2 separate regions of the Homo sapiens genome follow, and region 2 is linked to region 1. A link is an interaction called in ENCODE POLR2A ChIA-PET data of the cell type or tissue named here. Cell type or tissue: Panc1. All regions are shown on one strand. Each heading gives the region's core, and the rest is flanking DNA. Links, peaks and the distances in the headings are about the cores only. Region 1 has its middle 7.1 kb from the start of PTCRA. Region 2 overlaps PTK7 (protein tyrosine kinase 7 (inactive)).

Region 1 (2,807 bases), core at 266-2,765:
ACAGGCCTGGCCAGCTTGTCTTGGCAGAAGCTGCAGGAGCATGTGTGGGAGTGTGTGCTGAGGGAGCTAGACCAAGGTGGGGGGATGGAAGCCTTGGTTTGTCCAAACTCGTTGCCGTGGATCCTTATCCAGGATTTGGGATTTACTGTGTTGGCCTGAGCACCTGGGAGGAGAATTAATAGTTGGCTAGATTGGCTAATTAAAGTCTGGATTAAGTAGTAGCCTACAGTTAATAAGCATGAAATGCCAGAACTTCCCTGGCATTCTGTAGAAGAAGGAATCAGAAGTCCCCGGGAGACGGGAATGCTGGACTGGATCTATGATGCGCACCTTCTTAGCCACTGCTGCCACATATTTTAGGAGGGTCTGGAAAACACTCCCTTTATGAAAGCATTAAGAAATGCGTTCGTGAGGGCCACCAGCATCCTTGACTTGCTCTGATGACTGTCCTGTCTTGACTAGAGAGCTAGTGGGGTGTGCTGGATGGATCAGTGGAACTGGATTCCCTGATCTCAATGAGAATAATAGCATCTTGGTGGTACAAAGGCCAAATGGTGATGCTTACTTAACAAAGGCAAGGTGGATATAATAGCCCACAACAAGGCAAAGGGACTAAATCATCACCAGGTGGACAAGATGACAGTCCTGTGGACGATGGTCAGCTGCTTTCCCAGCTGCCCCCAGGGCTTGTGCAAAGATATAAAGTGGCCATGGTGACAGGGATGGAAGCTATGTCTGGGCTCAGTAACAGAGTCTTCTCCTCTCTGAGGCTGATCTGGCTGTGGCCAGTGCTGAGCGTCGACCTCCTCACAGCCTAGTGCTGAGTCCCTGATTGGGCATCATTCTCACCTCATTGTAGATTGGTTTGACTGGGTCCTCCCATCACGAAGGGGCTGTATTTTATCTTCATGAGGATAGGCACATATTTCATGTATGAATTTGCTGTCTCTACCTACAGTGCTTCCATCAGCACCACCACTCATGGACTTACTGAATGCCATATCCATCAGCATGGCATTCAACATAATATAGCCTCCAACCAGGGCAATACATGTTACAGCCAAGGAAATGTACAAATGAGCTCACACTCAATGAATTCACTGGCCTTACCATGTACCCCATGGACCAGAAGCAGCTGGCTGGATAGAATGGTAGATTGGCCTCTATTAGAGCACAGCTGGGACACTACCTCTGGCAGGGTAGGGTGCTACCCTACAGGATGCAGGGTGTTTTGTTTTTTGTTTTTGAGATGGAGTCTTGCTCTGTCGCCCAGGCTGGAGTGCAGTGGCGCTATCTCAGCTCAATGTGACCTCCGCCTCCCGGATTCAAGCGATTCTCCTGCCTCAGCCTCCCGAGTAGCTGGGACTACAGGCACCCCGCCACCACGCCCAGCTAATTATTTATATATTTTTTTTGTATTTTTAGTAGAGACAGGGTTTCACCATATTGGCCAGGCTGGTCTCGAACTCCTGACTTTGTGATCTGCCCACCTCGGCCTCCCAAAGTGCTGGGATTACAGGTGTGAGCCACCATGACCGGCCGATGCAGTATATTTTTTAAATCAAAACCACAGTCATATATACCACCAAGAGGGAGGGGTGGCAGAGGCCTCCTCACTATTACATCTAACGTCTATAACCACTAGAAGAATTTTTTTGTAGAGAGAGGTCTTGCTATGTTGCCCAAGCTGGTCTGGAAGTCTTGAGTTCAACCAATCCTTCACCTCCCACCTTTTTTTTTTTTTTTTTGAGACGGAGTCTCTCTCTGTCGCCCAGGCTGGAGTGCAGTGGCGCGATCTCGGCTCACTGCAAGCTTCGCCTCCCGGGTTCACGCCATTCTCCTGCCTCAGCCTCCTGAGTAGCTGGGACTACAGGCGCCCGCCACCGTGCCCAGCTAATTTTTTTTGGATTTTTAGTAGAGACAGGGTTTCACCATGGTCCCGATCTCCTGACCTTGTGATCCGCCCGCCTCGGCCTCCCAAAGTGCTGGGATTACAGGTGTGAGCCACCGCACCCGCCTCACCTCCCACCTTAACCTCCCAAAGTCCAAAGTGCTGGGATTACAGGCATTAGCCACTGCGTCAAGCCTCAAGTATAAATTTTTTGGGGGGGGACAGAGTCTCGTTCTGTCGCCCAGGCTGGAGTGCAGTGGTGTGAGCTCGGCTTACTGCAACCTCCGCCTCGTGGGGTCAAGCGATTCTCCTGCCTCAGCCTCCTGAGTAGCTGGGTAGGTGTGTGCCACCACGCCCGGCTAATTTTTTATATTTTTAGTAGAAATGGCGTTTCACCGTTTTAGCCAGGATGGTCTCGATCTCCTGACCTTGTGATCAGCCCACCTCCCAAAGTGCTAGGATTACAGACGTAAGCCACCGCGCCCGGCCCCCAAGTATAAACTTCTAAAGCACTTGTTCTGATTCCCACCCACTCTACAAGAAAGAGCCCCTCCCCCAGGACCCCGCCCTCTAACTCTGCACTTATGCTTGGGTGTGTGGGCGTGTGTGTGTGTGTGTGTGTGTGCGTGCGTGTAGTGTGTTGCTTAGGCACAGTATCTGTTAACACTCCAGGTCCCCTACCTGTCTCTTCCCTCTTGACTGCTGAGAGCATCTCTTTTTGTCTGATTATCCCCAGCCCCAATTCCTGGCATAAAGCAGAGACCAATAGGTCGGGCCTGGTGCCTAACACCTGTAATCCCAGCACTTTGGGAGGTCGAGGTGGGCGGATCACGTGGTCAGGAGTTCGAGACCAGCCTGACCAACATGGTGAAACCCTGTCTCTACTAAAAATACAAAAATTAGCCGGGTGTGGTGG
Region 2 (2,807 bases), core at 15-2,514, 200 kb after region 1:
CCATTCTCCTGGCTTAGCCTCCCGAGTAGCTGGGACTACAGGTGCCCACGACCACGCCCGGCTAATTTTTTGTATTATTAGTAGAGACGGGGTTTCACCGTGTTAGTCAGGATGATCTCGATTTCCTGACCTCGTGATCCACCTGCCTCGGCCTCCCAAAGTGCTGAGATTACAGGCGTGAGCCACCATGCCCGGCCTTTTTTTTTTTTTTTTTGAGACAGAGTCTCGCTGTATCGCCCAGGCTAGAGTGCAGTGGCGTGATTTTGGCTCACAGCAACCTCCGTCTCCTAGGTTCCAGTGATTCTCCTGCCTCAGTCTCCTGAGTAGCTGGGATTACAGGCGCGCAACACCATGCCCAGCTAATTTTTTGTATGTTTAGAATACAAAATACATGCTGGCCAGGCTGGTCTCGAACTCTTGACCTCGTGATCTGCCTGCCTCAGCTTTCCAAAGTGCTGGGATTACAGGTGTAAGCCACCATGCCTGGCCTGGAGTATTTTCCTATATTTATTAATCATTTATGTTTGTTTTGAGAACTCTTCATATTGTCTTGACCATGTTTCTATTAGAATTTTAGCAGGTTTTTTTTTTGTTGTTGTTGTTGCTGTTTTGTTTTTGTTTTTGTTTTTGAGATGGAATTTTGCTCTTAGTGCCCAGGCTGGAGTACAGTGGCGCAATCTTGGCTCACTGCAACCTCCGCCTCTGGGTTCAAGCGATTCTCTTGCCTCAGCCTCCCAAGTAGCTGGGATTACAGGCATGTGCCACCTTGCCTGGCTAATTTTTTTGTATTTTTATTAGAGACAGGGTTTCACCATGTTAGGCTGGTTTTGAGCTCCTGTCCTCAGGTGATCCACCCGCCTCGGCCTCCCAAAGTGCTGGGATTACAGGTTTGACCCACTGTGCCTGGCCGAATTTTAACAGTTTTTATGAATGATTTGTTACTTTTCATATATCAAGGCCAGCAACCCCTCTTCTGTCATTTACTTAAAGTCATTTGTCTGACTTGTCATTGCTGCTGACGGTCATTTCTACCTTGTATCTTACGTAGTCAGGCATTCTCCTTTAGATAGCATAGACTTTCCAGGCCTCTGTTGGCGGGGCCTCCTAGGATCGGAAAGCTGAAGTCTAATAGTGATCTCTAGGCATTCATTGGTGCATGAACATTACTGTGTTCTCTTCACCTAATAACTGTTTGTGTTCCTTGAGGCCAGAGGCCTGCTTCATACCAAGATGACTGGGTCCATTTTCACCCAGATAGGCTCACTCTGATTTTGGTTCATGCTGAAGGTACTTCTGTTTTGAACAGCTTCTGGGGGAAGTAAATGAAACTATAAGCAACTGCTAATCTGCACCCCTATTAGGAATGCAAGCAGAGCATTGTCTGGAGGTGCCCAAGGTAGACAGAATGCAAAGCTGCCAGCAATCAGTAGCTACCCCTCTGAACTTCACCAGCACAGGGTGGCACCTCTTGAACTGTGGAGTCCCACGTACCTGTATTTAGTGATCAGGTGGAGCATCAGGCAGCTGAGGGACAGAGCTTCAGACCTCAGGGTGTCTGTTCAGAGAGAACCACTACAGCAGAGATTGGATGAGGGAAATCAAGCAGGCACTTAGCATCTCCAAATGGTCTGTGTAGAGGAATGCTGACAAAGGCCAGTGCTGGCTTAGGGATGGTTGTGATGGAGTGCAGGTTCTAAAAAATGAAAAAATCCTGAATATAATGATGACAATAAATAATGGCTAAGAGTCCAAACTCACATAATACTTCCTATGTGCCAGGCACTGTTTCACACTGCTACCTCTGTTACCATGTGAATTTTCTTTTTGCAACAAGCCTATGAGGCCAGTACTGTTACTTGCATCTTTTATTTTATTTATTTTGAGACAGGTCTCACTCTGTCACACAGGCTGGGATGCAGTGGCACGATCATTGCTCACTGCAGCCTCAACCTGATCTCCTGGTCTCAAGTGATCCTCCCACCTCAGTCTCCTGAGTAGCTGGGACCACAGGTGCATACCACCATGCCCAGCTAATTCTTTTTTTTTTTTTTTTTAATATTTAGTAGAGATGAGGTCTTACTGTGTTGCCCAGGCTGGTCTTGAACCCCTGAGCTCAAGCAGTCCTCCCACCTTGGCCTCCCAAAGTGCTGGGATTACAGGCGTGAGCCACTGCACCTGGCCTATTAGCACCATTTTATAGATACAAAAATGAAGGCATGGAAAGGATAAACAGCTTGTCCAAGGTCATACTCTTGGTAAGTGAGGGAGTGTATTTGAATACAGGTAGTCTGACTCCAGTCTCTGAACTTTTAACCTCATCTCCACCCTGCATCTACACTGTATGCCAGCACCTTACAGTTACATGTTTTGTAAACTTTCCAGAGGCATTTCATCCTTGTAGAGGCTCTGCAGGATAGAGAGCAGGTGTTGCTGCTAGCCAGTTTTATTTATTTATTTATTTATTTATTTATTTATTTATTTATTTAGAGACGTAGTCTCCCTCTGTCACCCAGGCTGGGGTGCAGTGGCGTGATCTTGGCTCACTGCAACCTCCGCCTCCCAGGTTCAAGTGATTCTCTTGCCTCAGCATCCCAAGTAGCTGGGACTACTTGGGAGTGTCTCTCTGTCTGTGTCTCTGCGTGTTGATTTCTTACCTCCTCCATCTGTCTGCCAGGGCCCGGGTCTCACATTGTCTATCTGTCTCTCTCTCTCTGTCTTTCAGTCTCCCCTTCTCTGCCTCTCTCAATTTCTTCTGTTCCCTTACCACCACACCTGGCTAATTTTTGTATTTTTAGTAGAGATGGGGT

The links. Peaks named below come from ENCODE experiments on the same cell type or tissue, not always from the same donor. Only the 100,000 strongest peaks of a DNase experiment are listed, where the experiment ranks them.
Region 2: POLR2A ChIA-PET joins it to region 1 with 6 read pairs; 6 of 35 experiments call an interaction of 5 or more read pairs at or near these places.

What each region holds. Positions count from the first base shown.
Region 1 is chr6:42,907,544-42,910,350 of GRCh38, forward strand. No RefSeq gene overlaps it. Among named protein-coding and RNA genes, the nearest start is that of PTCRA, 7.1 kb to the right of the region's middle. In Panc1, for the core only: no CTCF peak of the experiment used is centred there; no DNase peak of the experiment used is centred there.
Region 2 is chr6:43,109,801-43,112,607 of GRCh38, forward strand. The region is part of intron 1 of PTK7 (protein tyrosine kinase 7 (inactive)); the gene reads left to right. Among named protein-coding and RNA genes, the nearest start is that of PTK7, 35 kb to the left of the region's middle. In Panc1, for the core only: no CTCF peak of the experiment used is centred there; no DNase peak of the experiment used is centred there; H3K27ac peaks cover 623 bases.